2 separate regions of the Mus musculus genome follow, and region 2 is linked to region 1. A link is a loop called in an ENCODE intact Hi-C map of the cell type or tissue named here. Cell type or tissue: left cerebral cortex. All regions are shown on one strand. Each heading gives the region's core, and the rest is flanking DNA. Links, peaks and the distances in the headings are about the cores only.

Region 1 (7,251 bases), core at 1,114-5,113:
TGCTCTGTGTAAACCTTGAGTGTTTGTTAGGGCTCTGGGGAGGTACCTGCGGACACTGGAGCAGTGGACCAGTAGTTGAGCCTAGCTTGCTGGACCTTCGAGTGGTTTTCCTTTCTGTTGCTATGACCAAATATCTGAAAACAATGTAAGGCAGGGGGTGAAAAGGGGTGGGGCTGGGGTGGAGCTGGGTGTTGGTAATTCTGGCTTACATTTTGAAGTGATAATTCTTTCTCAGTGGGGGCCAGCTAGATATACTGTATTTACCCCAGGAAGCAGAGAGCATACAGGAAGTGGGGGCTGGCTATAAAGCCTTAAGGCTCCATCAGTGATCTACTCCCTCCAGAGACTCCCACTCTTAATGGTTCCATATTCTTCCCCAACAGTGCCACCAGCCAGGACCCCATGTTCTCGCACATGCGCACAAACACACACACACACAGAGGCAAGCACACATGCAGGAGCAATGGCTTCTGCCTGAAACTCCAGGAACACCACTCTAAGTAAGCAGTCATCCTGAAGGAAGCTGGAGAACACGCAGGTTATTTGCTAACAGTCGCTGAAGCCAGGAGTGCTTTCCCCTCCCATGCAGGAGGCCCTGGATTCAACCCCTTCCACCACACTGCAGCGCAAAAAACCAACCGAATAAAAACCAAGTAAAAACCAGTTATTCCACAGTGCTGGGAGCAACCTCCTAACATTTCCATCTGCTATTAAAAAGCCGTCTTTTCTAGTTCTGGCTTTCTGTGGTTTATCATGCTAGGAGCAAAAGTGGTCCGCCTCCAAAGCCCTGCCCTGCCCTGTGCTAGGAGACTCAGCTCAGGAACTGAGGCCTGCGGCTCAGTCATCCGTTCCTATCTGGGGGAAATCGATGTGTGTTCACACCTCCTCAGAAAAAGTGTCACTCGAAAGACTATATGTTAAATATAGACATAAACTGGATTCTAGAGGCTTGTAATTAAGTGCTGGTTATACTTTCCAATATTTTTAAACTCAAGAAATGTAATTTTGTTTGGTCTTCTTCTTGTGCCCAGCCTAAAGCAGGACATATACATTCACTTAAAAGGCATGAAGAGCACACAGGTGTGCCATCACTGACGACCTGAGCAGTTATAAAAGCTGTAAGCCGTACTGGGAGGCCTGTAAACTCATGTGTTAAGAGAAAGGATTTATATCTAATTTATAGCTAGCTATAAAAAAAGGAGGGCACTGTCTGTATTCTAAGAACAAAATTTATGCACATATAGAAAACCAGAATCTAGAACTTTATGCTTACAACAAAGCTTTCTCTGTTGGTCACGGCAGAGGCAGACAGTCTCCCCAGTTGGGTAACCACAGCCAGGCTATCCACACCCACGCCCCACGTGTGGTCAGGCACACAGCCCCCTTTGAGCTCAGTGACTTGTTAGTACCTGTGGGGAGGAGCCAGGTCAGTAGGTGCAGGAGGGGGAGGAGAGGGTATTGGGAAATGAGTTCCATCAAATGAGCCTATGAAATATCAAAGAAAAATATTTAAAAACATAAAAACTGGCCTTCTCTTGATAAAACACACACTCTCTCTCCCTCTTCCTCTCATCCCATTGTATGTTGGGAGATATTAAGACAACTCTATTGTCTTGATCTCTAATTGGGCCTCTCCCCCGAGAAGAAAAGGGGGTCAAAAGCGGGCCACCGACGCACCGTTCCAAGAACAACCACAGAATGTTCCAGCCCTAAGTCAGCGCCAGATGTCCTGACCACAAGATGTACCCTGATACCACCAAGTTCCTGCTTCCCCCGTGTAGTTGCCAAAAGAAAAATTTCCGCTGCCCCATCCCTCCTGCTGAGAAGTACTTCCTCCTTTGCTTGTGCATTTAAGCCTTGAACCTTGCTGAATACAGAGAGACCTTGATGCTACTCAGACTGCTTCCTTGTCGTTCTTGCACTTGGTTTCCGTCTCTCCCTCCCCCCATTTGGTTCTTAGGAGAAGGTCCCCTCGAGACCCTCGAATAACTGGACCTGCTGGATGGGTCAATTGTATTTTATAACAATGTGGTTGCTGGGAACCAAACTTGGGTTCCCCACAAGAAGAGCAAGTCTTCTTGGCCGCTGACCCAATACTCTTAAATGTATTCTGAGGGAATGGAGCTTTGTGAACTGATGATCCCCGACAAAAGGTAGCACCCTTTCTTAGCCACTGAGGGCTGCAGAGACTAGGTATGCTGCAGACGCAGAGCTGGGGGCTCTATGAACTGCCTTTAGTTCAGTATCGGAATCCATCCCCACACCTCCGGCTGACTTAACATCCTTTCAACGGTCAGGCAAAACCCATAACCGCTAAAGACACCATGTGATAGAGCTTGGCTTGCCTCACCTGCTCCCCGTGCTCCCTCTGACTACTGAGTGTGCCTTGCTCTATGGCTTTCTTGTTCTATGACAATGAAAGTCCATCCAATTGCTTCTGGTGTCGGAACACATCGGTCACAGCAACCCAAACCTGTGCCTCAGGCCATGGCCACTCATATTTGGCTCAGAATAAACTCTAATTCCCTTTGAAGCAGGAGCTGTGTTTTGCATTGGCTGCTTGTTTTAGAGTAAATTTTAACTATGCCCTGTCTATATTCCACAGGAGTGTAACTTTGTTCTATGATGCTGCCACTTTAGGTGGACTCCAGGGAAACTCTAGGGCCACCTCTTTACTCCTCGTCATTGGGACAGACTGAAACCCAGAAGGGCTCACCAGTAATGCCTTTAGGCAACGGTGAGCTGTGGGGATGGTAACGCTCTATTGACAGTGAGCGAGTGCTCTGCTCGAATCCCTCCAGTAGGTGGCGATGTTCACTAGCTTCACCGCTGGCTCCAGCTGCACTCAGCTCTGCTGGGACCCTCTAGAACAAGCAAGCAGCTTAGATCCCTTTTAAGTACCTCAGCTGCCCTGATGGACTCCATGTGGCAACGCAGTAAAAGGTATTCGGATGTCACAAAGTCCCAAATCCCTTGAGACTGAGAAATGTACCTGAAACCAGGGCAATTTTAACAGAGCCCAAGTAACCAAAACCTGTTTTCAAAAGGTGACTGTCAGGCGGGAGGTCTTTGGGACAAAGAAGACACCCCTCCTCCACCAGGAAGAAGCCAGTGCTCGTGGGACTCCGAGACAGAACAAAGAGAGTCCCACCAGGTTGCCAGGCTTACAGAAGCCGGCCCAGAACACTGGACAAAGCACACACTTGGTTTCAGATTCTAAAGTGACCACTTGACACAGGACACACGACCAGACCCCCAAACCCAGACCATCGTGGTGATTTCATGGACCTCCTACCCTGACGACCCCCGTAACTAATCCTGAATAAACCTGCCTTTTACTTAGGGGGTCTGTGTGTAAATCTACACATTCCTGGCTTTTGTTCTGTCCTTTCTAAACCTGGTAGCTTGATTTGGGGAAGACAGGGGCAGAAGAAAAATTTCTTTCTCTCCAGGTTTTGATCAAAACTGTAAATAAATTCAAGAATCATCTTTATCATCATCTTCTTCTCCTCTTCCTCCTCCTCTCTCTTTTTCCCCCAGACTCCTCTTCCTCCTCAGATTTATTTATTTTATGTAAGTGACCACACTGTGGCTCTCTTCAGACACACCAGAAGAGGTCCTCAGATCTCTTTACAGATGGTTGTGAGCCACCATGTGGTTGCTGGGGACTGAGCTCAGGACCTCTGGAAGAGCAGTCAGTGCTTTAACCTCTGAGCCATCTCTTCAGCTCCCCAAACTGTCTTCTTTGAATCCCAGACAGTGGTAGGTGTCACAGCCAAGCACTACTGGTGGAGGGCTCCACGGCAGCTCTGTCCCAACCTGTAGGCTGCTACCCTGCCTTCCTAGAAAGCAAGAAGAAAACCTGCAACGGGGGTGGGGGGTGGGGTGGGGGCTGGTGAGATGGCTCAGTGGGTAAGAGCACCCAACTGCTCTTCCAGAGGTCCAGAGTTCAAATCCCAGCAACTACATGGTGGCTCACAACCATCTGTAATGAGATCTGATGCCCTCTTCTGGAGTGTCTAAAGACAGCTACAGTGTACTTACATATAATAAACAAACAAACAAACAAACAAACAAACAAACAAAAAACCCTGCAACCTCCAGGCAAGGAACGTTTGAATGGCTGTGCTAACTGGTCTCTGCTTAAACTCCATTGAGGAGTAGCCTGACACGAAACAACAGGTTCTGGGAGTTTGTGTTAATGTGCTTTGCCCTCTGTCCCCATACACAGAACAACTCAGAATCCCGTTAGGTCACTGGTTCCTTAGTTTTCCTTCATCTGGAAAAGCTGCTTCCATGGCGGGCCTGCTGGAATACTATAACAAAATGTTGCCTGTTTAAGTGCAATAAGAGCTTTACGATTTATTTATTTTTATTTTAGGGTGCTTTGTCTGCAAGTATGTCTGTGCACCAAATGTATGCAGTGCCACTGGAGTCCATTGGAGGGCGCCAGATCCTCTGGAGCTGGAGTTACAGATGGTTGTGGGTCACCATGTGGGTGCTGGGAACCAAGCCCTCGTCCTCTGCAAGAGCAGCTGGTGCTCGTAATCACTGAGACATCTCTCAAGCCTCAACTATAGGCGAAAGCAGGAAGATCAGAAAGCTATTCTGGGAAACTCAGCAAGAGTAAGAATTTTGAAGTGACTTGGTATACAGCTCAGGAGTCCTGGCTGGTCCCCAGCTGCACAGAAACAGTGAGACCAGCCTGGGCTGGCGGCCTAGGCCTATGACCCAAGCCCTGAGGAGACTGAGGCAGGAAGACTCTGAGTTTAAAGCTAACCTGAGCTACACAGCAAGACCATTTCTCAGAAAACAGGGCCAGGAGGAAAGAGAACCAGATTAGATGTCCATCAACAGATAGGTAGGAAAATGCGGTAAAAATTGTAGCTGTAAGGAAAAATAAATGAATCTTCTTTTGCAGGAAGATTGAGGCAACTGGAAATCATCATGTTAGCAAAATAAGACAAATAATGTGAACTTTCTATCTGTATGTATGCAACTATGTGTGTATATGTAGGCATGAATGTGCATGCGTGTGTACATGTGTCATGAAGCCAGAATTAGGTTGTAAGAGAGTTAGACACAATCCTAAGGGAGGTGGGAGATGGAGAGGATGAGGGCAGGACAGGGCAGGGGTTCCTCCATCTTACATGTGAGTGTGACAGGGCAGGACAGGGCAGAGCTTCTTTCATCTGTAGTCTTGCTCAGGCCATGTCAGGTTTAACTAGAATTTGATCTCCTTGATGGAGAATCCTGTAGAAAACTGCCCAACTCTATTCCAGGACCAGAGGCCAAGACGCCCCCAGCTAACTTACCTTAGCTGCTCTTTAACTGCTTGCTTCTGCAAACCTCCCCTGCAGCTGCAGAGGGAAACAACAGGAAGTAACTTTTGCCTTTAAAAGCTCCTTGGTCAGGCTGGAGAGATGGCTCAGCAGTTAAGAGCACTGACTGCTCTTCCAGAGGTCCTGAGTCAATTCCCAGCAACCACATGGTGGCTCACAACCATCTGTAATGGGGTCTGATGCCCTCTTCTGGTGTGTCTGAAGGCAGCTACAGTGTACTCATCATATATATAAAATAAATAAAACCTTTGAAAAAAAAAACCAAAAACCAAAACAAAACAAAAAACCCAAAAAGCCTTGATCTAAATGCTCTGGGCTGCACTTAAGCCCTGGATACCCAAGTATAGTACCAGCCACTGAGTAGACATTCAGATGACTATAAATGGTTGAGTGGTCATCTCTGTAGTCAAGGAATACTGTACATCTATTTTTAATTGAGTCTTTGGTTAAAAAGAATAGCCACAGACTTAATATTCGTAACTGCAGACCAGTGATGCCCGAAGTATATCATGACTTTGTTTGTTTGTTTGTTTGTTTGTTTGTTTTTGAGATGGATCCTTACTAAGTAGCCATAGAATTCACTATGTGGCTTGGAACTCATAGCAATCCCCCTGCCTCAGCACCCTGGTTTTAGTATTCTGGTCCTCAATGCTGGGATTATACGCATGGGCCACTACATCTGGGTAAGTTTTACTGTTTGAATTTTTGAATTTTCTTATGAACACGCTTTGCTTTTATACTGGGGCAAAGAGAAAGTTTTAAGGAAAGCTTCCTGGGAGGAGAAAGATTCGTGCTTTAGAGATATCAATGCCCAGCTCACAATAGACCCTGCCCAAGACTGCTTGATCTTCCTTCCTGAGTGGAAGAGGCTTAGAACCCAGGCAAAGCTAAGATGCAGTTCTGGGTAAGGGTTATTAGCAACAGTGGCATTCTTACAGACTACAGGATGACAGACTACTGGACCTTCCCCAACAGTCTCATATACACACCTGCAGGTCTTTTTGGTCCTTCTTGCTTTCCAGGTTGGGTGTTCTTGTCACAAAGTCATTCAACATGCTGTTGAGAGACAATCAGCTTCTGGTCAAAATGTTACAGAAATAAAGATAAAATGTATCCCTCCTATAGAAAACACTGTATCTGTGTGGATGTGGAGAATCTATACCTGAGAAGCAGAAAGTATCCAGGGGGAGCCAGGTTCAGCTGCGCAGCCTCCTTCAGGACGCCCAGGAGGGAAGGGAAGGCCTCCTGCAGGTCTGGTATGGACAGTCTGTTTAAAAAACAAGACCAAATCTGAGCACATTTCAGATGCAGGGAAGCAGCTGGGAGAACAGCACAGCTGCCTGGCCTCATGGCTGCCCGGCTTAGTTTATTACAGTCTCTGCAAGCTCAGAGTCAGTCCTGGGGCAAGCACCTGCAGGTGGGGAACCTGGAGCAGCTTCTGACATGTGGCCACTCCGCCTTTCACTGTCTGGAAAATGAAAGCCTTGGCCAGCTGCTCAGCTTTCATTCTTGGCCATGCTTGCCCAGCGCTGAGGACAGCATGCATCATGGGTGGTAAAGACGCAGCGTGAAGGGAGGTGAAACACGCATTTGACCATTGCCCAGGGCAGCTCTCGAGAGGGTCAGGCCTCTACGGCAGCGAGGAGGGTGCTGACATCTCGGCTGTGCAGCCAGGCACTGCAGTACAGTTTGCTAAAGCACAGATGCAGTCAGAGGGCCCCAGGTCCACACCCTGGTGCCTACCTTCCTGCCTCTTGTTCCACCTTGGTGGCTCCTCCTCTGCAGCAGAAGGACGATAAAAATCTGCCCTGAAGCTGCTGAGCAGCTCAGAGCCACTAAAAGCCACAGAGGTCAGCTGGTGTCACAGTAGCACTGGCTATCCCAAAGAGTGGCATGACTAGCCCAGAAG
Region 2 (7,251 bases), core at 1,455-5,454, 75 kb after region 1:
TGTTCCTCTAAGGAATTTTCAGTCTGAACTCCAATACAACAGCAGTCCTGAAATATCCCAAGCATAGTTTGTTTATTAAGTGTCCCAGAACAAAGATTCTCAAGCAGGACTGGGTCTCTAGTCTAACTTGAGGAACTACTTAAATAACTGCAGCTGAATAAGGCTGACATGAGGTGACAGAGGGTAGGCTAGAATACTGACTGAGTCTGGGCTGGGGAGGTGGCTCAGTCAGGTAAGTGCTGAGCACCTGAACCATCCCCACAACCCAGATAGAAAGGCCAGATGTGCTGGGTACACATTTGTAATCCTAGCACAGGGCTCTGTCCACCAGCCTGGCCTAACCTGGGCTCCCGGCTCAAGGAGAGACTTTGCCTCAAAATAAAAAGGATGTCTTTCCTGAGAAAGGAAGCCCAAAGATTGGCTGCAACTCACTCTCTCTCTCTCTCTCTCTCTCACACACACACACACACACATTCTCACACACTCTCATACACATACTCACATACACTCTTTCTCTTACACACACATACACACTCTCACACACACATACACACTCACACACTCTCTCCTCTCTCTCTCTCTCTCTCTCACACACTCACACACTCTCATACACATACTCACATACACACTCTCTCTCTCACACACACACACACTCACACACTCTCATACACATACTCACATACACTCTTTCTCTTACACACACATACACACTCTCACACACACATACACACTCACACACTCTCTCTCCTCTCTCTCTCACACACACACTCACACACTCTCATACACATACTCACATACACTCTCTCTCTCTCACACACACACACACACTCACACACTCTCTCTCATACACATACTCACATACACTCTCTTACACACACATACACACTCTCACACACACATACACACTCACACACTCTCTTCTCTCTCTCTCTCTCTCTCTCTCTCTCTCTCTCTCACACACACACACACACACACACACACACACACACACACACAGAGCTATCCGAGTCTGGTTTGGACAAGAGAGGAAAGAGGAAGGCAAGCTATCAGCAAAGGAGTCCTCGGAGCCCACAGGTGTGGACTCTCATGATGCCAGGAAGAGCTGCATCACTGAGACGGTGAGTGTCCAGGATGACAGAGAGCGCCTGGCTGCCCTTGGCAAGGAGGCTGTCAGCCAGGTATGAACAGGCAGCAGGTGCAGTTCTTTCTCTGTGAGGGCCCAATGCTGGCACAACTGCACAGGTAAGAAGCTCAGAGGTTATTCAAGCGAACCCCTTCAAAATACGGGCATGGGGAATTACAACACTACACAGTTTCTGTGTCAGCTCTACACTGATTTCACTTACGAAACACACTGGAGTCCCACAAGGGACATTACTGCCGAAAGATGGGGATATTAGGGATTAGTGGTAGGCATAGGATTCGGGCTCAGTTCTGTTATACAATGGCTAGGTCAACCTCTAAACAGCCCCTCTCACAAGCCATCTCCAACACCTATTTTTGTGAGATACAACCGCAGTTCAGTGGGCTGATAGCGCTATGGAGGCTACAAAAGATAATACGCAAAGCCCTATGCACACGTGCACCCGATACCTTTACCTTGAAACAGAAAGCATTCGTAGGAGTGCTCTCGCCTTACCCATTCCTAATTTCTAAGCTCAGGTGAAGACGCAAAAGCCATCTGCTGGATCCGGAAGTCGGTTGTAAACATGCTTACAAGGAAGGAGTATGATGAACACAGTAAAAGCCGACAATCAGCAGCCTTCCTATTTACTTGCTGATAATGTCCCTGCTTCTACAGCGCATCAACCCTCTTTACCAACTGGCCCAGTTTTGAATTCGGTCTTTTACACTGAGATCAAATAGCACTAGAGGGGGGAAAAAAAGCAAGACACCTGACACTTCACAGGAATAGCTTTTAAAGGTGGGGTGTCCTCAACAACCCTACACAGGCTTCCCGAGATGGGGACTGCTGTCACCGGGTGAGCACCTCCTCCGCGGCTTATCCGCCGGCGCAGGGGCAGGCTGGCTGGTGCACGCCGGCTGCTGGGACACCATTAGGGAACCTGGAAGCCCTGCCCAACAAAGGCTGAGCTTCCAGAACGGCCCTGGGCCGGCTAGGCTGACAGCGGTGGCCATTCGACCTCCACCTGCGGCCCGAGGCCCGCTCGCACGGACCCTGCCAGGCGCAGAAGGCCGGGTCTGAAGCCCACACCCACGCGCGGCCGTACCCGCACTGCAGCAGACGCGCCACCGCCCGAGCTCTACGCCTCTGCCGCTCCGGGCCCGCGGGGACCACACTTACCGGCGGCCGCGGACCTCGGCGGTGGGCGTGGGACGGAGCCCGTCGGCTGCGGGACAAGGCGGCTCTGCGCTTCGGCAGAGACCTCGAAGGCGGAGGTATCGCTGCGCCTCCGCCCAGCTGCCGCCACTCCCGGGAACTGGGCGGCTGGGGGCGGGGCCGGAAGGCGGGACCTCGGGGGGCGGGACCTGGAGGCAGGCCCTCGGCGTGGGGCGGGGTCCTTAGCGGTGACTGGGAGGGGCCATTGTAGGCGGGGTCATGACGTTGCGCGTGAACGGGGGCGGAGCCTTAACGGTATGGCGGCGCCTCTCTCCTCGTGGGCGGGACTCTAGGCGTGTGGGCGGGGCCTTGGTGGCGGGGTTGGTTTGGCCTCTGCGGCGTGGGGCCGCGCCCTGGTCAGTCACATAGGGCGGAGAGCGAAAGAGGAGACTTGGAGGCGGAGGGGTTGGGGGAGGGGTCTGGCAGAGTGGGTGGGGCCTCGGTGCTCAAGGCGGGGCTCTGGACGCGTGGAGCTGCCAGTGGACCGATGGTGGGTGGGGTCTCTGAGGGCGGGGTTTTTGGGGCTGGAGGCTGGTCTAAACTTGGGGGGCCAGTGGTGGGCGTGGCCTTGCGATGTAGTCGGGTAAGGTCTCACATAAACAGGCAGGTAAAACCCTGGGCTTGGGGGGTGGGTATGGGGAAGGGGGCTGAGTATGGGGAACCTTTGGGATAGCATTGAAAATGTAAATGAGGAAAATACCTAATAAAAAAAAAAAAAGAGAAAAAAAAAAAAACAACAACAACAAAAAAAAAAAACCCTGGGCTTTCCGGACTCTGGGAGCAGGGCCTTCCCAGTGTCGTGCACCCTTGGGCTTTGCGTCAGGACCACACCCACAATCTTCATCGTGGGGTGGAGGCAGGAAGAATCCCAGGTAACAGGAACAGAAGGCTTGGGGGTTCCGGGTTAAGGTGTCCATGCATCCTCGAAGAGTGATGGGGTCTGGGAGCTGGCAGGATTCACTCTGACATTGACCGTGTCTTGATGACGCCAGCAGCAGCGCTGCCAGATGAAACAGCGCCTTCTACCGACTAAGGTTATTTCAGTGATAGCCTATTCCATGAAAATTTTAGAAAGAGCTATCTAGTGCTGGCTAGTTTTATGCCAATTTGACACAATCTAGAGTCAGCTGAAAGGAGAGAACCTCGATGGAGAAAATACTTTCATAAGATCTGGCTATAAGCAGACAAAACCTTATTTTCTCAATTAGTGATTGATGGAGAGGGCCCAGCCCATTGTGGGTAAAGACATACCTGGGCTGGTGGTTCTGTGTTCTTTTTTTTTTTTTTTCTTATTTTTTTTATTACATATTTTCCTCAATTACATTTCCAATGCTATCCCAAAAGTCTCCCACACCCTCCCACACCCTCCCCTACCCACCCATTCCCATTTTTTGGCCCTGGCGTTCCCCTCTACTGGGGCATATAAAGTTTGCCTGTCCAGTGGGCCTCTCTTTCCAGTGATGGCCGACTAGGCCATCTTTTGATACATATGCAGCTAGAGTCAAGAACTATGGGGTACTGGTTAGTTCATAATGTTGCACCTACAGGGTTGCAGATCTCTTTAGCTCCTTGGATACTTTCTCTAGCTCCTCCATTGGGGGTCCTGTGATCCATCCAATAGTTGACTGTGAGCATCCACTTCTGTGTTTGGTTCTGTGTTCTATAAAAAAGCAAGCTGAGGGCTGGAGAGATGGCTCATCAGTTAAGAGCACTGATTGCTCTTCCAACGGTCCGGAATTCAAATCCCAGCAACCACATGGTGGCTCACAACCATCCGTAATGAGATCTGATGCCTTCTTCTGGGGTGTCTGAAGACAGCTACAGTGTACTTACATATAATAAATAAATCTTAAAAAAAAAAAAAGCAAGCTGAGCAAGCCAGTAAGCAGCACCTTCCATGGCCTCTGCATCAGCTTCTGGCTCCAGGTTCCTGCCCTGCTTGAGTTCCTGCCCTGACTCCTTCAAAGGTGAACCATGATATGGAAGAGTAAGCCAAACCCTTCCTCCCCAAGCTGCTTTTGGTTGTGGTGTTTCATCACAGCAATAGTAACTAAGACACCATCCAAATCTATTTAGTAATTGCTTATAAAGCTCAGTGAATATTTTTTCTGGGAAAAATAGATTATATCAGATTCCAAAATAGATATATCCAGGAAGGCAAGTAGGCTAATCGGGTAAAGGCACTTGCTGCTCAGAGTTTGATTCTTGGATAAGAAAACCAGCTTCTAAAAGCTGTCTTCTCACACACACACATACACACACACACTAAATGTAAAAAACAAAACAAAACCCAGATGACAACCCTAACAGGAAGGGTTATGTAAATGGCTGAAGTCTGGTTCCCTAACTTTTATTCCATCCATCTGCTAGATACAAGTACTCTAGTCTTCTCAGGAATGGTTTTTATGTCTGGTCTTGAAATGGAAAGGGTGGGGAAGCAAAGAATTGAGCCAACTTAACAGGAAAACATTAATTTCAGTAAAGTTAACTTCCCAGTGAAGGTTTGATAAACTCTCATCTCAGAGCTTAGACAAAATGGCCAAACAACAATTGGCATGTTTTGTTGTTTGTTTTGTTTTGGCTTTTTGAGACAAGGTTTCTCTGTAGTTCTGGCTGACAGGGAAGTAGCTCAGTAGAGCAGGCTGACCTTGAACTCACAAACATCTGCCTCCTGAGTGCTGGGATCAAAGGTATGCGCCACAGCACTCAGCTAGGTTTTTTTTTTTTTCCCTTGACAGTCTTCAAGGTTTAACCAGCTCACAGCCCACTGAACAGAGGGAATTGAATTGTGTTATAGCAGTAATGAGAAAGCCCACCCACTTGGGCCAAACCTAACATATACAAATCTGTCACGGCACAGTGCCCTAGCTGGGTTTCCGTTGCTATAAGAAAACATGGTGACAAAAAGCAATTTTGGAAGAAAGCAGTTTATTTTGCTTACATGTCCCTAGCACAGTGTACCGTGAATTCAGGCCAGGCAGGAACTTGAGGGAGGAATTTGGAGACAGAAACTGAAGTAGAGGCCATGGAGGAATGCTGCTTACTGGCTTGCTCAGCTAGCTGTCTTATATTTTCCAGGATCACCTGCCCGGGTGGTGCCACCTCCAGGGAGCTGGGCCCACGTGCATCAATTATTAATCAAGAAAATGCCCACAGACTTGCCTACAGGCAATCTGATGGAGGCTTTTCTCAGATAAGGCTCCTCTTCCCAGGTACATTGACGTTTGTGTAACCAGCACATGCAGGCATTTAAAACCGTCTACATGTCTAGTATTTATATCCAGGGATGAAGGGGTTAAAGCTTGGCTGACTCAAAATTTGTAAGCTGTTAAAAAAAAAAAAAAGAAAAAGAACATCTCAATTTATAATCAAGATTGGCAATAAATATACAATATTAAGAACTGACAGATGGCCGGGCGGTGGTGGCACACGTCTTTAATCACAGCACTCAGAGGCAGAGGCAGGAGGATGTCTATGAGTTCTAAGCCAGCCTGGTCTACAGAATAAGTTCCAGTACAGCTAAGAGTACACACACACACACACACACACACACACACACACACACTCCTGGCTCAGCCCCTCCCTGCCGAAAAAGAAATAAAAGGAGATAGCTGGGGTGATGGATTATCAGGTAAAAGCACTTGCTGAATAAGAATAAAGAGCTGAGTTCAAATCCCCAGCACCCATGGAATGCTGGGCAGGCATAGCAGCCCACTGTGATCCCAGTAGTTTGGAGGTGGAAACAGAATCTTCAAGCAAACTAGTTAGCTAGCCTGTGGTGAACCTCCAGCCTTGGCCACATAGCTAGAATGAGGCTAGCCTGTGCTATGTGAGACCATCACAAAAGGAAAAGGAAAAAAAAAGGAAGGGAAAATGTACCTAAGGCTGAAACAGCAGTATCTCAAGTTTGATACCAGCTTGAGTTACATGAGAACCTGCCTTGAGGTATAAATGGAGGAAAATGATCAAGAAAGACAGTTGATGTCAACATGTGGCCTCCACACATGCATACACATGTTTATTCACACATACACATGTGAACATGCATACACGTACATGCACATGAAAAATTGAACTGTGTATGGTTTGTCCATCCTAGCACTTGGGAGGTGGAAGCGTCAGAGCTAGCCTGGGCTACATGAGAGCCCCCCCCCAGAAAAATATGAATTGGACTGAGAGCAGTGCATAGTTGTAATCCCAGTACTTGGTTGCCTGAGTCAGGGGATCAGGAATTCACCTCCATCCTTGGCCACATAGCTAGGCTGAGGCTAGCCTGTGCTATGTGAGACTGTCGCAAAAGGAAAAGGAAAAGAAAAAAAAAAGGAAGGGAAAATTTAGCTAAGGCTGAAACAGTATCTCAAGTTTGATACCAGCTTGAGTTACAGGAGAACCTGTCTAGACTGGTTAGGTTTTTTTTTGTTTTTTTGGGGTTTTTTTTTGTGGTTTTTCGAGACAGGGTTTCTTTGTGTAGCTCTGGCTGTCCTGGAACTCACTTTGTAGACCAGGCTAGCCTCGAACTCAGAAATCCGCTTGCCTCTGCCTCCCGAGTGCTGGGATTAAAGGCGTGCACCACCACGCCCAGCTTGGTTAGTTAATTTTTGTCAAGGTGACACAAACTAGAGTCACCTGGGAAAAGGGAACCTCAACTTAGGCATTGCCTCCATTAGACTGGCCTATGGGCACATCCCTTAAGGTGCTAATGGCTGATGTGGGAGGGCCCAGCCCACTGTGGGCGGTGTCACCCCTGAGCAGCTATAATAAGAAAGCAGACTGAGCAAGCCATGGGGTAAGCTAGCAAGCAGTGTTCCTTCAAGGTCTTTTCTTCAGTTCCTGCCTCCAGGTTCCTGCCCTGCTTGCCTCGGCTTCTGCCTTAATTACTTTTCTGTTGCCATGACATGACAAAACGTCAT

What was found. Hi-C counts contacts between places; a loop is a spot of excess contacts. Peaks named below come from ENCODE experiments on the same cell type or tissue, not always from the same donor. Only the 100,000 strongest peaks of a DNase experiment are listed, where the experiment ranks them.
Region 2: a loop joins it to region 1, with 2.2 times the contacts of the local background. A loop is called at or near these places in 1 of 42 quality-filtered maps.

The regions. Positions count from the first base shown.
Region 1 is chr16:93,781,559-93,788,809 of GRCm38, reverse strand. It overlaps Dop1b (DOP1 leucine zipper like protein B), which reads right to left. Exons shown (of 37, transcript NM_027293.1): 25 at 6,505-6,609; 26 at 6,332-6,398. Among named protein-coding and RNA genes, the nearest start is that of 2310043M15Rik, 9.7 kb to the left of the region's middle. In left cerebral cortex, for the core only: CTCF peaks have their summits at 2,802 (motif pointing right) and 4,457 (motif pointing right); DNase peaks (open chromatin) are centred at 1,360 and 2,800.
Region 2 is chr16:93,707,123-93,714,373 of GRCm38, reverse strand. Dop1b (DOP1 leucine zipper like protein B) reads right to left here and starts at 2,467. Exons shown (of 37, transcript NM_027293.1): 1 at 2,306-2,467. Gm41501 (a long non-coding RNA gene) reads right to left here. Exons shown (of 3, transcript XR_876265.3): 3 at 4,742-5,666. In left cerebral cortex, for the core only: a CTCF peak has its summit at 3,366; DNase peaks (open chromatin) are centred at 2,043, 2,598, 2,831 and 3,331; H3K4me3 peaks cover 1,920 bases; H3K27ac peaks cover 1,887 bases.